Regions from separate parts of the Homo sapiens genome. Here region 1 is linked to region 2. Evidence: chromatin loops called from intact Hi-C (ENCODE). Cell type or tissue: K562. All regions are shown on one strand. Links, peaks and the distances in the headings refer to the core of each region. The heading gives the core; the rest is flanking DNA.

Region 1 (8,344 bases), core at 262-8,261, 79 kb before region 2:
GGAGAATTTGCTGCAGACTTACCAGTCCCTCGCTGTTTCGGTGGCTCTTTAATGTACACAGTCAATGCTCTTTTTGTAAACCCTGGGCTCAAAGCATTAAAAGCAGATCCTGTCTAGAGAGGCCTTTATCCTTCTCACTTTGGGGGCTTATTGTTCTCAGCCAGTGATTCCAGACCGGACCCAGTCTAAATTTTCCCCAAATAGCAACAATGCATAATTTAAACCAGAGCAACCAATGACAGCACTGATCATTTAAATTATGCAAGATTTGCATGGTTTAAAAGTGAGTGAAGCAGGATCTTCTTTGGTTAGAAAATAGGTACTTTGAATCCAGTTTTAGCCCTGATTTTTAGAGCTCAGAGATAAACTAAATCTTGAGGGATGGGCTGGAATTGTTTTATAGATTCAGAGCTGGAAAGAGAATTGTAGAACACTCAGCCACTCCTTTCATTGAACACTTGGGAAACTGAAGCCCAGAGGCGTGAAGTAAGTTGTTCAAGGTCACACAGTAACAAGGGGAGGGGACAGCGAGGAGCGTGGTTTGAGGAAATAATCTAGATTTCCTGACTCCTCATTCAGTGCTCTTTTCTCTAAGTCACACTTTCTGTGGTGGAATCAGAAATCAATAATACATTTTCTGCCTGAGTACAAAAGAATAGCAGAAAGGAATAATTTCACCAGGGTCAGGGAATTTTATTTATTGAGAATGGCGAAACTACTTCATGCAAGTAAGCTTGTGATACATGAAACCATGGAGCTCTAGGCCACCTTTGGAATTCATCTTGTCCAGCCCTGGTTCAATGCCTACTCTGCAGGCAAACGACTGTCTGAAATCACCTAGGACACATGGTTGTCCTGCACAGGTAACCTCTCTGAGTAACCTGTGTCCATCAGAGCATGTCTCAAGGGGTCAGTATAAACATACATGTTATTCAGATGGCTCTGCATGTGAGGTTTATAGAGTTGTGTGTATGTTTTGTATTATCTATGTGGATACATATATTATGTGTAGTATTATGGATATAAACCGTATCCACGTGGGTGTATGAAAATGTGTGTATACATACATAGGCTACAGCAAACAATTTACTCATTCAAACCTGGGGCTTGAGTCATTCTTGCTTCAAGACATCTCAGTATTAAAAGAGATGAAAGTTGCCACCAGTGTGCTTTATTACATATGAGGCGAGCTCAGCCCAGAAAGCTTTTTGGAGATTAGCATATTTCTGGACCTAAGCACCTTGGCTGTCCTTAACTTGGCCCACAGGGTAAGGCATTCAAGGCCAGGAGTTGGCTGCTGCTGACCTCATACTCTCAGCTTCTGCCAGGACTCACATACACTTTTGTATTTGAACAAAATTAGATGATCTACACTTGTCTTTCCCCTTAGCCCTCATTCCCTAGCCATTCCTTTCTCCATTGAAACCCAGATTTAAGAATTGACCTCATCTGAAAGCCTTGCATACATCCCTTTGCTACACTTTTCATGCTCATGTTTTACTTGGTGTGTGATTTCCTTTCTGCTTCTTTACTAAACCGTGGACTTCTTGAGGGCAGAGGCTAGATCTTGTTCATCTTTGGAGCCATAGTCTCCATTAGTTGGATGAATGAGTACGTGAATGAATGCTTGAATGAATGGAGTGGAATGAACCCTGTCTCCCCAGTTCTATGTCCACCTCTTATTCACTCTGTGACTTTGGGTAGGACATTTAACCATAGTTAATAAGAATCATCACAACTGTTTGCCTTTCTCACATACTGGTTTCAAAATCAATAAAGTATTTAAGGCAATGCTTTAAAAACCATACAGCACTGTACAAATATGCTATCCCATGGTTAAGTAGAATTTAGTGGGAAAATTGATACCATCAACATTTGATTGCAATGATTTTATCTAATAGAAAATTATCTTTCCTGGGCACAGTGGCTCACACCTGTAATCCCAGCACTTCGGGAGGCCGAAGTGGGAGGACTGCTTGAAACCAGGAGTTTCAGATCATCATGGGCAATGTAGGGAGACTCCATCTCTAAAAAAAAAAAAAAAAAGTCAGTGTGGTGGTGTGTGCCTGTGGTCCCAGCTAATTGGGAGACTGAGGTGGGAAGATAGTTTGAGCCTGAGAAGTCGAGGCTGTGATTGTGTCACGGCACTCCAGCCTCAGTGACAGAGTGACATCTTGTTTAAGAAAAAAAAAAGAAGACTAAGAAAAGAAGGAAAATAATCTTCAGAAAAAGATATCAGAAGGTTCCGACTCTTTTTAACAGTACCTCCACAGACCTTAGCTGCCTTTTTCCTTTTGTGTACCAATGTGACCTTGTATGTTTCTTTGATGGCCTGAATTGAGCTTTGCGCCCCCAGTATTAAGCATTCATTACATATGAGGTAAGTGCAGCCCTGAAGTTTTTTGGAGATTAACATATTTCTAAACTAGTATCAACTATCAGCATTGTTCATTAAAACCTTCTTTTTTAAAAAAAGTTTTCTCTCTTTATGTATTACCGATTATTCAAATACAAACACATTGATCATGACTGTGCCTTCCTAAAGTTTTATCTTTTCCCTTGGGAGATAGAGTGGACACATAAAATGATACACTAATGGCCCAGTATTTAAAACTTTCTGGTGAGAGGTCTCATGGGGCTCAAAGAAATCTCGAAACATTATTAGTTCATTACTCCAGAGCACTTAATTAAATTTGGTCTAAAATGAGATTTTAGTAAAGTTGCATGAGTTGATAACAGTATCTCAAAATGATAACAGCATGGCAATTTTTTCATTAGATATTCTTTTTATTTTTCAGAGATACTAAACAGGTGTTTTCTTTACAATGGCATTGCCTCATAAAAAGTAGGGTGTGCTGGTATTTATCAGAACATCAGAGAAATATGCATAATCATTTTCATTATTCATTATTAACTGGAGTAATCTTTAGTACAAAAGCCAGTGTAAGTCATGGTTTGCTGTTTGCATAATTATCTACTTAGGAGGTCATGTAATATTTTGTTGATGAGAGAGTACCCAGTACATTTCTTTCAGGAAATATTCCTTTTTTCCCCCTTATCTGTAAAACTCTTTGATATCTTATAATTTCGAGTCTTGCCCGTTCGGCCTTTCTTCTTTCTGTGTCTCTGCCCTGGAATTAATCTTCCGTGCCCTTCTTGTTTCGACGCCATTCCTTCTCTCAGTGATAGTGGTTCTAAAGTCCACCCAGCCAGGCGCTCCTGTGATTGAATCATGGCCGCCATGCCCAGCTGAGCACAACCAGTCTCTGATTCCCTTCCTGATAGAATCTGGAGTAACTTGAGTCTGAAAGATGCTTTAATGTCAAATTGATTCTTACATTTCTGTGGGGGAAGTAGCTCTCTGAGAACAGGGCCTAAACTGGTTTGTTAGCAGTGTGCTGAGAATTCTAAGAAAATCTTAATGATATTTTTTGAATGAAATGTTATTCTGCACATATAAATATAAGGTCTCTAGTGGAGAGAGAGGGAGGACTTAAGTAGAAAATGTTGGATGAATTCCGCTTGTGATTCCTTCCAGTCTGGTTGGAAGCTTATTTCCCTTTAGAGAAACATGATTCTATCCACTCTTTTTTACATGTCCTGGTTGTCTCATGGGGGTGCCCTCAGTTTCTCAAAACACATTTTATATCACCCCAACTTAAAATTCTTCCCTTAATGTTTATCATATGGGTCCCCTTGTCTCCACTGTTCCCTGCAAGTGCTGTAGTTACTGTCCCCTGGGCAACACCCGCAACAGGACCTCCCCTCCTCCTGTGTCTCTACCACCAGCCTTCTTCTGACTGGTTTCTCGTACACTGTAGCCACGTGAGTCTTCCAAACGCACAGTTTCAATCTGGTTGTTTTTATTCAAGGCCTTCTCTGTCTCCTTAGTCTACAGACTGAAAACTAAACTCTTTAGCATGTTAAGACCAGCGGCAATTCAGAGGGGCCTCCCACCGAGCTCTGCAGTTTTGACGACCACTCCCCCATTGCGGCAGGGAACAATTTCATTCCCCCATGGATGCTCTGTAGGGGGCGCTCTGTCTTAGTCTCCTTTCTGTACCTACTGCCCCAACGCTGAACATTCGCAGACCACCTTTTCCACAGAAGTCTCTGATTTCTCTCAAGTTGTCCCTCCCACTCATAGACTGTCTCAGAACTGACCTCACACCTCTTTCATAACACTCAGAACTTTCTGTCTTGGATTATATTCACTACTAGACAATTCCTTTTTAGAGGCAACGTTTGATTTTCTTAGGGATCCTCACCAGTTTTCTTTACACAGCAGGCGTTCGTTCAACAAATAAATTTTGAATTAACAAAATATATACTGTGCAACCCTTTTAGAAGGGCTGGAGGTGGTGCTATGTAGAGAGAGTATAGAAACCTCAGAAAGGTGGGGCCTGTTGCTGACCATGGCACAATTTCAGGGATCATGAATTACATTATAGTCTAGGTTGCATGACTCCTGGGGACACTTTTTATGTAGAGTACAATTCCAGTGGATGCTAATTACATAGAGTACAATTCCGGGGGCACCAATTACGAGAAATACTATGCCTGGTCCTGGGTAGGTATTCCTATTTCTAGAATTTTTCTGCCAAGGAAAGTGTTCTCTCCATTGTCTTATTCTAAGTTTTGAGAGATTTAAAATACCATGGGTTAGAATTGCAAGGCGTATGTGTGTGTGTGTGTGTGTGTGTGTGTGTGTGTGTGTGTGTGTTTGGAGTGTGTTTCAATTATTTCAACAATCGGATAATACTTATGACTGCTGTTTTGATTAAACAGTAATAGATGGGCGGGAAAGGGTGTGCTTCTGGGGTGGCCCACTGGAAGACAACGTTGAGTTTTTATCTTGACAGAGCTGGCAGTGAGCGGGTAGAGAGAGTTTGGGAGATGGTGAGGTTTAATGAGGCACACAGCTGGGAGTTAGAGCCCAGCGTCATAAAGCTGGCTCTGACACCTTGCCCTCTAAGCTTCAGTTTTGTCACATGTAAGATGAGTGGTTTGGACTAGAAATTGCTGGAGGTGACTTCCAGCAATTTGTATTGCTGGGATGCATATTCCTGGAATATGTAAGGGAACTAGAGGCAGGACTGAGGGCATTTAAATAGCCATGGATTCTTATTCTATCTGTTGGAGATACCAAGAGATTGCAAACTGTGCACCTCAATGAGCTGGGAATTGCCACTGAACGTAACATCCCTTTCTAATTTTTAAATGAGCTATTTTTTTCCAGCTGTCAGATTCTGATTTATAATTTAAAGTGTTGTTCTAGTTTTTGAAGACCGAGTGATAGGACGAAGGGCTGACTGTGACTTCCGCTGGGTACTCCCTTACAGTGTTGCTGCTGGATACCCGGATTTAGACTCTGAAGTAACCCTAGATTTTAAAGTGCTGTCTCTCTAGTTAGTGAAATTAGAACCTTGGCAGTATGCATCAAGTAGGAAATTTGTAGACTTTAACAATACATTGCATATGTTACAAACATTTGTTTGATTAGTGTATTAGAAGGTGCAAGTTTGGGTGCAGGGTAAATTCAGGCCCAGTATTCTGTGATTCTGTGAAATGTGATTAACTGTAGGGGAAGAAATGCACATGGTATCCAGCATTCATTCATTTATTTGTTTGTGTATATATTCATTCAGTACCTGATTATTGGGTGCTACTAGTTGCTGGGGCTGAGCTGAAGACAACATTGGCATGGTTTCTACACCCATGGTTGGATGGAGAAGAGAGCCTGCACTTGTCTTTTACTACACTCTAGCCACACTGATTTTTTTCTGTTTTGTGAATATGCCAAGCTCATTCTTGTAGTTCTCCGTGTCAGAAATTTCACATGGAGGGCTCCATCTTATTATTTAGGTCTAAGGTGAGATGCTGCCTGTATTATTACTTATGTATCTGCATAGCAGACTACCCTCAAGCTTAGTGGCCTAAACAACAATAACCATTTATTATATCTCACAGTTTCTGTGGGCCAGGAATTCAGAAGTGGCTTACCTGGGTGGTTTTAGCATGAGGTATCTCCTGAGGTTGCAGGAAGATTTTGGCAAGGTGAGCTATCTTCTGAAGGCTTGACTGGAGCTGGAGGATCTCTTTCCAAGATGATTTACTTATGTGGTGCTGGATGTTGGCAGGAGGCCTCAGTTCCTCCCCACGTAGGTGGCTCCATTGGTTGCTTGAGCATCCTCATAACATCGTGCCCACTTTTACCAGATAGAGGAATCAAGAAAGCAGAGCAGAAGCCACTATGTCTTTTATGACCTAGCCTTGGAAATCACACACCATCATTTCTGCAATACCCTGTTGGCTACCCAAGTCAGCCCTATTCATTTCGAAGGGGACTACACAAGAATATTAACTAACACCAGAAGGCAGAAGTCACTGAGGGCCCTCTTAGAGGCTCCCTACTAAACAGAGAGGCTTTCTTTGCAATATATCTGTAAAGTAACACTCCCTTCCACCCTGAAACTGTCCAATTCAGTGCTTTATTATCTTTAAGGCAGTCGTGACTATCTGAATTTTTTAAAAATCTGGCTGTCCCAACTGGAGCCTAATAAGTTTTGTGAGAATAGGGATCTTGCCTGCATGTTCAGCACCACATTCCTGGTGCTTTGAACTGTGTCTGGCACATGATAAATGTTGATTGAATAAATATCAATTGTGTGAATGCAATTAATTCATTCATTTAAAAGGGATCTTATTTATTTATTACACCTCATACCTCCAAAAAGTAAGTTGTGGCACCTTCTGATAAAAGGCATAAATAGGATAAAGCCATAAAACCATGTTAAGGCTAAAATGAAAAGTAAAGGGGGATTGTGTTTGCATATCTTTGTCTATATATCTACTTATCTATCTGTCTGCCTAGGGCTTGGTGATTGGTGATCCAATTTACCTCTTTTGTAGGTAGAAATTTGGGGTCAGAGAAGTTACTTGTCTTGTCCAAGGATGAAATTCGAATGCAGTGCTGGGTCCCGTTATACCACGTCCCTCAACTGGATTGCCAACATCCTGGACATCTTAGTGAATCAGTCATTCCCACAACACAAAAACCAGTCTAACAAAGTATGGATACAAAGATGGTTATAAAGTTGCTTGTATGTACGGAACACACTGAAGATAGCCTGTGCTCCACTGTGAAGAAACCAAATCTAATTAGATGGTAGAGGAGAACTCAGCTAAGTTAATCAATATAGATAAGTAGCAATGCTTCAGATGTTGAAAATAAAGGTTACGATTCTATGTGCAAAGAGGCCACCTGTAGAAGCTGGAAATATGTGCTGTATCTTAACCTGAGTGGGAAGCTACGAAGACTCCTGGGGCTCCAGGGCCCAAAAAATGCAGACTGTGAAAGAAAGCAGACTAAGCCTGCTGAGTTGTTAAAAATTTGTTTAATTTTTTTTTTATGTTTGAGACGGAGTCTCACTTCATCACCCAGGCTGGAGTGCAGTGGCACCGTGTTGGCTGACTGCAACCTCCGTCTCCTGGGTTCAAGCAATTCTCTTGCCTCAGCCTCCCAAGTAGCTGGGATTACAGGTGCCCACCACTACACCTGGCTAATTTTTATACTTATAGTAGAGACGGGGTTTCACCATGTTGGCCAGGCTGGTCTCGAACTTGTGACCTCAGGTGATCCACCCTCCTTGGCCTCCCAAAAATTTTGTTTAATTTTTAAAAGGCTTTTCTGGTTCTCATTGTAAAAGCAATGGTCATTGCAATGGTTTCTGCATGGTCAGTGCAGAAAATTTGGAAAATGGAGAAAAAATAAAAAGAATTCTCAAATTATTTAAACTTATGATTCCTAATGATAACCACATATGCACTTTGGTGTATGGCTTAGTAGTTTTTTCCTATGCATGGATAAATAGATTTTTTTTAAAGTGGAGATAATATTGTACATATTATATGTAACCTATTTTTTAAACCTAATAATTAGCCTTTTCTCATGCTATTAATCTTTTTCTATGGCATAACTTTTAAAACTCTTTTTCATGGGGAATTTAAACTTAAAAGGTAGACAGATTACAGGAAACAACAGATGCTGGGGAGGACATGGAGAAATAGGAACGCTTTTACACTGTTGGGAGTGTAAATTAGTTCAACCATTGTGGAAGACGGTGTGGCGATTCCTCAAAGATCTAGAACCAGAAATACCATTTGACCCAACAATCCCATTACTGGGTATATACCCAAAGGATTATAATTCATTCTACTGTAAAGGCACATGCACATGTATGTTTATTATGGCACTGTTCACAATAGCAAAGACTTGGAACCAACCCAAATGCCCATCAATGATAGACTGGATAAAGAAAATGTGGCACATATACACCATGGA
Region 2 (8,344 bases), core at 24-8,023:
ACTACCATTATCAGTATTTTATAGTTGAAGAAACAGGCATAGAAAGATTAAATAACATGCCCAAAGTCATATGGCTAGAAAATGGTGAAGCTGGGATTCGATTCAGGCTTTTGGCTGTAGAGTCTGTGGTTTTCACTATTATGCTATACCGCCTCTCACTGTCAATTAATTGGTTAGCTTAAAGTAATTAGCATTCATCCTAGCTAATGGCAAAGTAGGAAAAAAAGAAACTAGCTTTAGATAGAAATCTGAGAGCCTGTTTGCTCTCCCTCTCTGGGGCTTCTGGCTCTGATAAGAGGCAGGGACACCAAGCAACCATGGTATAGAAAACTTCTATGCTCCCAGCCATTTGGCTCATTGTGGTTTCCTGTCCTGAGGTCACTGCCCATTCTCTGGCTCTATTGTTAACCCACAAGGCCTTCAGCATCCCCGTAACCCCAGGTTAATTTCAGCATTGGCCATTTGTAGAGAAATGAGTAATAATGGACTTGGATTCAAAATACCTGGATTTGAATCCTGGCTCTACTATGAACCAATGTTGTCATCACCTTGGGAAACTTCTCTTAATACCACCAGCAAGAGCAGTATGTCTGTAGCCATTATTTATTAAGCACTGCCATGCATTGTGCTAAATGCTTTATATATGTTGTTTTGGATTCTCAGAACCATCTTCCATGACAGGTATTTTTACCTTTACTTTACAGTCTGGTCTTGGCTGCTGTCTCTACCACTTACTGTTTAATCTTGGGCAAGTTACTTAATTCCTTGACGCCTTAGTTTTATCATCTGAAAATTGGGGTTAGTAATACCTATTTCTCAGGTTGCATAAGGAAGAAATATGAAAATGTATGAAAAGCATTTAGGCTATGGCCTATCCCAATGACAACGATAATGCCTATTATAGCTTATTGTATAGCTTAAGGTTTTGCAGTGATTAATCCGAGGAGTGATGTTTCAAATCCAGTTCTAAAGGCCGACTTTGTGAGGACAGGCTGGAGCTGCAGGGTCTTGAGTGAAGCAGCTGAGCGGGGAGGGTGATCTAAAGCAGTGTCACTGCTGGCTGCTGCACATTAGCAGGTGAAACTAAGCAGACTGCAAACCAAACAGGAGGTGAGGAGGCTCCAGTCTCCCTGTTCTGAGAGATGAAAGCCAAACTGGAAGCTACCAGTATCGAGGGTTAGTTCCTGGAGGTTTGGCTGTGTTCTGCCAGTAGCCAGCTGATCATTGAGGAGCTGGTATTAGTAAGAGGATACCAACACTAGCCAGGAACAGCTCTATCGGAGCAGTTTGTGTCCTGGAATCAGCCTACACTCAGGACAGCCCTTCCCAAAAGACGATGCTTGACACAGGGAGCTGGGGAGTTACCTAGAACATTCATACGCAGGATGCGACATTGTAAAAATGCAGGCCAAAGGGCACTTTCCCAAATTACAGATGAAGAAAACTGGAATATGAGGGGTGAAAGAACTCTAGTAAGGAGTGGAATCCAGACTTGAACCCTAATTGTTTTGGACCAGTCCTGTGATAGGTTTGCATAGTTTAATTTGTCCTACACTGATGATCAAGTAAGAAAAATCAACAATCAGTATTTTACCTACCTATAGCCATATCTCTCTCATCTATCTATCTATCTATCTATCTATCTATCTATCTATCTATCTATCATCTATCTATCTATCTGTATATATTTATGTTTTTTACTTGAATTATCTATTCCAGTTGAGATGACTTCTTTGGGCCAGCAGGTTAATGAAGATATGCTTCTGGGCTATATTCCAGATCTCCTGGATCAATACTCTTGGAGCACCTTTTCTCATATGCTGCTTGTCGTTATGATGATCTAATCACTATGTACGTGTAGTAAGTTGCTCATGTCTGCTTCCTTCCTTAGATTGGAAGCACCATGAAGCAGGGGCCATGTACCCCACTGCCTCTACCTTGGACAGTGTATAACACACAGTAGGTGGCGAGGGAGGGTGCCAGGTAGCAGTCAGGGATTAAATAAATCTTACTGTGTAAAGCAAGACCTTTGACTCTGCAAACCTCTACTGCTTTAGAAGAGGGGAAGTTAAAGTAAAAAATTACCTTTGAGGGAACTTGCCTGGCTGTGAGTGCAGCATAAACTAGAATCTGGGGGTTGTTGAGTCAGCACAGTTTCCTAATGCTGTACTTTCGAAGATGATGTTGAAAAGCCTGAAGCCTCAAGATAAATGTGGAGAGTTCTCCTACTGTTCCTGTTTTCTTTGTTCTGTTTTGCTTTTGTAAGCATATGCTTGTCAGTTAGGGCTGAAACCAAACAAAACAGCTGCTAAATATGGTTCTAAAAGAAATAACATTTTGGTCTTCTTAAGGCCCGTAAGTTTAGAGTAAGCACAGTCGTTTGGCAGATGTCAATAGGGAATCCGGGGGTAGCAGTCATTCTGGGAGCACTATCAGCCATCCGTATTCTGTTGGGTGTATTTTACCCTGCCAGAGGACTGGTGGCCTCAAGTAAAAGATTCTGTCACAGAACGGCTGTGTCTTTAAGAGGCGTTTTGGAGGAGGGGTGTCTAGAGTCTGTGTAGGCCATTTGCTCATGATCCGTGTCAATTTCATTTTCAAAGAAGTGGGGAGGCATTGGAAAGAATATGTATCATCTTTTATGATGTGAAGGAAATAGTCATCCTAGTTACAGACTTAAGTTTGCCTTTTTCAATCTTTGGGATTTAGCCCAGTGGTGTTATTTAGTGTTCTTATAAATCCAGTATCATTCAGAGGACCTGGAGGAATTAAAGCATAACCTAGTGGCAGGGAATATCAAACCCTAGATCTTAAATCTCTCCTCTCTGCTGTGAAGCTGGGCTTGAGCCTGCCAATGCCATCTAAATTTCATCAGCTGAAAGAAAGAGTATTTATTTCAACATCCAAGGAACCCCCAAAACTTAATGCGCCTTCTCAATTGTCTAACTAATTTTTAAAGAGACATACATTTTGTCCATAAATACCTGACTCTGTTTGCTAAGCATGTGGTGGGTAATATTATTGGTTGAAAAGCAATAGGTTTTCGTTTACTGGCCAGATTAGTTTTATTGGCTTTTTTAGTTGAAAATCTATAAAATGCGGACTGAATTTTACTGTGGCATATTCTTTGTTTATTACATGAACTCATTTTCAAAGATGAAAAAGAAAAGGGAGGAAGAAAATGAATATTTATTAAAGTCCTATTACATATCAGGCCCCAAGCTAGTCTAGACACTCACAGTTCTCATTGTATCTCCCAAGGGAGGTAATCCTGTCCACATTTTAAAGATGAGGAAACTGAGGTTCAATGCAGTTCTGAAACTGGCTCAAGGTTAGAGAGCTACCAGGTGGTAAACCAAGGGCTGGGGATTATGGTTCCATGAAGCTATGATATAGTGATTAGGAACTCAAGGTTTGGAGTCTGACCATCTGAGTCAACATCCTGGCTCTGCCGCTCATTAGTAGTGTGACCCTGACTAAGCATTTAATCCCTCCGTGCCTCCATTTCCTAATCTGTAAAACAAAGATAATGATAGCATCCACTTGATAAAGCTGTGATAAATGAGCTATTCATGAAAAATGCTTAGAATCGTTTCTGACACATAAGTCCTCATGAAATGTTCACTATTACTGTAATTTTTATTGTCATGACTAACCAAGTTTGCTTTTATCAGTACTGGCTGAAAAATTACATTTTCTTTCAAGGAATAGTCTACCTTTTGATATGTAGTTATATTTCATTATGAAATAATGTAAACTACTCTACCTTAGAATTAAATTCTCTTCTCACCCTCCCAGCAAAGGTTAAGATCTGAATAAAGGCATGTGTGGCCAACAGGGATTCTTGACTTTGGTAAATGTCAATGATTTGCTCTTTTCTCCTTGGTGTATGTAACTTTCTTCCATGCTGCTCATCCTGGCTTTAAGAGCAGCTAAGCAAACACAAGAGGGAGAATTAAGTGGATTTCTTATCTCTTAGCTTTCCTGTCTTTGTAACATGATTATTAGGTACAGCTTCCTCTCCTTGCTGCACATTCTGTTGGCCACATTCTGACAGCCTGTCTTCTCAATGCACGTGAGGCACAGTTTACTACAACAGGCTCTATGGATTTTATTTTTTTAAGCTGGGAATACTACAGGGGCTTTTACATGTGACAGTTTTGTCCATTTGGGATTGGGGTAAGGAGGATAGAGGGCACAGTGGTAAAACAACTTGTCTAGATTTAAAAGAAATGATGTAAGTTTGCTAGACCTTTGGCTCTACATTCTGATCCCATTTTTTGTGATTTGCACTATACATGTCTTGAAGAATTGGGAGTGGGACATCAACCTTATTCAGTAAATAGTTATATCTAGCAGTTATGTATTGGACAGCATGCTAAGTGCTGGAAATACCAAGATAAATATGTTACAGTGCTTGCTCTTGAGGCATTTGTAATTCATCAAGGGAGAGAAATGTAAGAGAGGCTAGCACTATGTGAAAATGGTTATCATAGAGCTGTGCACAACATATTGCGGCTGCAGAGAGAGAGAGGCAGTGACGCTGATTTAAGAAGGGCTTCAGAAAGGAGGCAGCAAGCTGGGCTTTCAAGGATGGGCTTGCCTCATAAAGAAAGCAGAAGGAATAATCTTGGCAGATGGGCAGTATGAACCAAGAGCTGAGTGTGGTATGTTAGGGACATGAGGGACATGTGTTGGTTATAGTACAGAATGATGGAACACAAGGCTGGGAATCGAGGCCAGGCCTAAGAATGACATGACCTTGACTTTCAGTTTGAACCGTATCTTGTATTATTTTAAATCATGGAGTGTCATGATTAGAAATGTCTGTTTTAGAAAGATCAGTATGGAGAATAGCTTAGAAGGAAGAAAGAATTAACTAAAAGCAAATGGTCCCAGAAAAAGATGATGAAGCCTGTTGTGTGAATGGAGTGGAGTAGATGGATATGGTGGACATTTGGAGATAAGATCATTGACACTTAGTGAACAAAATTAGGGGAGTGGTGGACAAGGGTGGAAACTTAGGGGAAGGTACCTAGAAGGTGTGAGCAGAAGAAATATTATAGAATCTGTGAGAGAGACTAAGAGGTATGATAGAAGATGGTGGAGGGATATATTTTCAACAGGAGTAGTGATGCTCAGGAGTATAAATGCCTCAAAAGGGACAACTAGGACAGGACTGAGAAGCAACCACTATGTGTAAGAAATTGAGGTTCATGGTGACCTTTTGGGGAAATTACTTTAGAGGTACTCTAGAATGGAGAAAACAGCTAAATGCTTATACTGTTCAAGCTGTATCACAATTCTACAAGGATGTAACTAATGATGAAATGCATTTGTGTGAAAGACTATTCACAAACATTCAGCTCTCCAGGCGCTTGGATTGGGGGAAAGAGAGAAGAGAGCCTAGGGTCAGTACTGAGGTGTCACTGAATAATACCTCTGACTTCCATATCTAGGGTTTCAAAGAGCCCCCTCCTTGCAAATACCATGACTCATGCTATTTTGCTTTGTTACTCTCAGGATACTGTAGACTGTAGATGCTTATAGACTTCTCTTTTGATTCCAGACTGGTTCTTATTTCTAGCCATGGTGCTTGTAGTGTATGTTGTGGTATGTCACACAGAGCTCAGTTCTCCACTGCTGAGGCACTCAGTTGTCCACCTTCTGGGAGTGTAGGTAGCTAGGGATGACGTTCATCTGAAAAATGTCCTCAGCTGAACAGTGTCAGTTCACCTAAGATTGTTACCTCTGGGACGGGTATTGGGGGGCATCCCACATGCAGTGACTAGTCAATGGAGATGGGATGCAAAGTCCTGATGCTTCCAGGTAGGATAATTCTCCAGGGCTGTCCTAGCTCCAGCACTTCCATGGATCAGATGAAGTTTTTGTTACCACTACATTTCAGTTCAGCTCTTCCTTTGGCTCAGTCCAGTTCTTCCTTTACTCCCCGGCAGGTGTTGATTCTGAGGCATACCCCAATAAACTCACACAGTATAAATCTCAGGGAGTCTCAGGTTTTATTCCTGGGGAACCCATCTGATATGATGATTCTTTCCAGTTTGGTTGCCTATGCAAGGCCAGTTGCCAGTAGAACTCTTTAGTTCCTCTGAACTTTACTTCTGAGGCCCTTGGATGTGTCCAGCAAAAACCTTCTCCTAGCAGTTTGAACTAAAGGCTCAGCATTAAGCCTCCTTGGTTTTGATTGGTTGGGACATATACCCAAGAATAGATTATTCAAGGAGAGAAAAGAGCCTCACAAGTCAGCTGTCCAGATCTTCCTGAGACCTACCTACTAACCCCAGCTCTGAGAGGGGACCCTGAGGCGAGTGACCTTTGGATGTAGAAGCTGATTCCTGCTCTGCACCTGTTTGTGCTCCTGCCCTCATCTCACATCCCTGTTTGATTCCCAGGTTCCTTGAGGCAGCCACTCATCACTGTCCTGTATCTCTTCTCTTTCTGTTATTTTTTTTTTAGTTAAGAAAAATGAATGTTGAAAACACAATTGAGCTATTTCAAGCAAATGTAGGACTTCTCTCCAAATATGTTGCAGAAACACCACCAAGCAAACAAACTACTGGGAAGCACAGCTTAGAAACAAACAGCAGCTGCCACCATTTATGGGCTTTTTTTTTCTTTTCCTCATTTCTTTCTAATTCCATTTGTAATAAAACCTGCTGCTCTAATGGCCTAGTAGTTTAACCAACAAAATTTTTCTTCCCGATCCTGAGGCCTCCCAGGTGGCCTTGATGGTGTCTTCTAACTATGGGGTGTTGGTCGACTCAGAGCTCTAAGTCCCTTAAGAGTGTTTTCCGGTTTTGTGGTTCTGTCTGGAACCACACCTCCCAGACCAGGTGGGGCATAACTGGAACTTCTGGACTTCTGGATTTTTCAGGACATGAGCATGGAGTGTGGTTTCTTGCCCTTCTGGCTTTGTAAGAGCAGGTAATGTAGTGCTAACTCCAATCTTTCTCAGTGACTAAGTGCTTAATCTGTTGGGTGCTTTGTTTGCTTTTTGTTTTTGTTTTTATTTGTTCTCTGTGTGGAATCTTTGAAGGCACCTACGCAGGGGCTTTTCTTGAGTTTGATTTACCACAGATTGGACTTTAAAGCATCCTGACTTGTCAGATCAAACTCATTTTTCCCTTTCCCCAGAATAGCAGATAAACTCATTTTCCCCTTCCCCCATTTAAATCCTGCTGGTGGTGTGGAATTTCTCAGCTTAAAAGTGATTACTATTAGGTGTTAATAGATTTCCGACTACTTGAAAGGCATTGTGCAAAGCCCACACTTATTCTTCACAAGAGCATGGCTAGGTAGATGTCATCCCTGCAGACCCAGACAATATGTTGCTTTCTCGGGGTCTCCTAGGATCACACAGCTGGTCAAGGCACAGCTGGTATTTAACCCAGGTCTCTCTGAATCTGAAGTTCAGGCTGTTCCCTCCCTGCCTCTTAGCCACCCATTGTAATAATATATGGCATTGCTCTTATGTAAGTGTCCAGTAGAGACAGGCCAAAGGCGCAGTCTATTTTTATTTGTTCCTAAGAATGTTTTTTAAATTAAGTGCCTAAAACTTAAAAAATAGGAGATCTCACATTAAATACAATGTTCAGTTTCTCTTGAAAAATCTTTAGACCTGGCAATATTGTGCTCATATGTTGACAAGACAACAAGTGGCTCCAGCTAAGTAAACTCCACCCCACCCCACCCTACCATACCATACCCTACCTCCCTCAAGGAGGCTCGGGTTGCCCAGTTTGCCACAGGCCCCAACTGGACCACTTTACTTGTTTATGTTACTGGCCTGGCCTCTGTAGACATTTAAGTTTGTGACTCCTAGATTTATGCCTTTAAAGAAGCAATTTCTGTCCAGTTAGGAATCAGTAAGGGGTGAAAGTCAATTTCTGCCTCTGAATAGAATTTTATTGGCTTTGATTTTTCTTTTCAACTTTTTGGGATAGTAATTCAGTTATAATAGCAGTAATTTTGGATATTTATTGAACGCTGTAACATTTAGCTGACTCCTGGGGTTAGTGGACAACTGATTGGTGGTAAGAACTTGAATAATTCTCCAATTTAGTTTGCATTCTAAATCCTGCAGTTACTCAGCAGGTACTGCAGGAACTGGAGGCTATCCTCAAAAGTATATTTTGTAGAGGCAGTATTACAGAAGAGATGAATCCAAAGAAAAACTTTCTGAGAGAGGTAGTTAAGTTGACTCTATTTTCCCTTGGAAACTGTTGACTACCATAGGTAAGATTGCCCCACAATGCACGAACACCCTTCTTAGCTACCAGGGCTCACTCAACACAATGAACAGCTCGGATATTTCAAAGAGAAA

The links. Peaks named below come from ENCODE experiments on the same cell type or tissue, not always from the same donor. Only the 100,000 strongest peaks of a DNase experiment are listed, where the experiment ranks them.
Region 1: it touches region 2 in a loop (1.9-fold over the local background); 8 of 110 quality-filtered maps call a loop at or near these places.

The regions. Positions count from the first base shown.
Region 1 is chr3:171,449,109-171,457,452 of GRCh38, reverse strand. All of the region lies in intron 1 of TNIK (TRAF2 and NCK interacting kinase), which reads left to right. LOC124906303 (a long non-coding RNA gene) reads left to right here. Exons shown (of 2, transcript XR_007096168.1): 2 at 6,913-8,344. Among named protein-coding and RNA genes, the nearest start is that of TNIK, 7.1 kb to the left of the region's middle. In K562, for the core only: a CTCF peak has its summit at 4,043 (motif pointing right); a DNase peak (open chromatin) is centred at 4,012; H3K4me3 peaks cover 194 bases.
Region 2 is chr3:171,370,067-171,378,410 of GRCh38, reverse strand. All of the region lies in intron 1 of TNIK (TRAF2 and NCK interacting kinase), which reads left to right. Among named protein-coding and RNA genes, the nearest start is that of TNIK, 86 kb to the left of the region's middle. In K562, for the core only: no CTCF peak of the experiment used is centred there; a DNase peak (open chromatin) is centred at 3,430.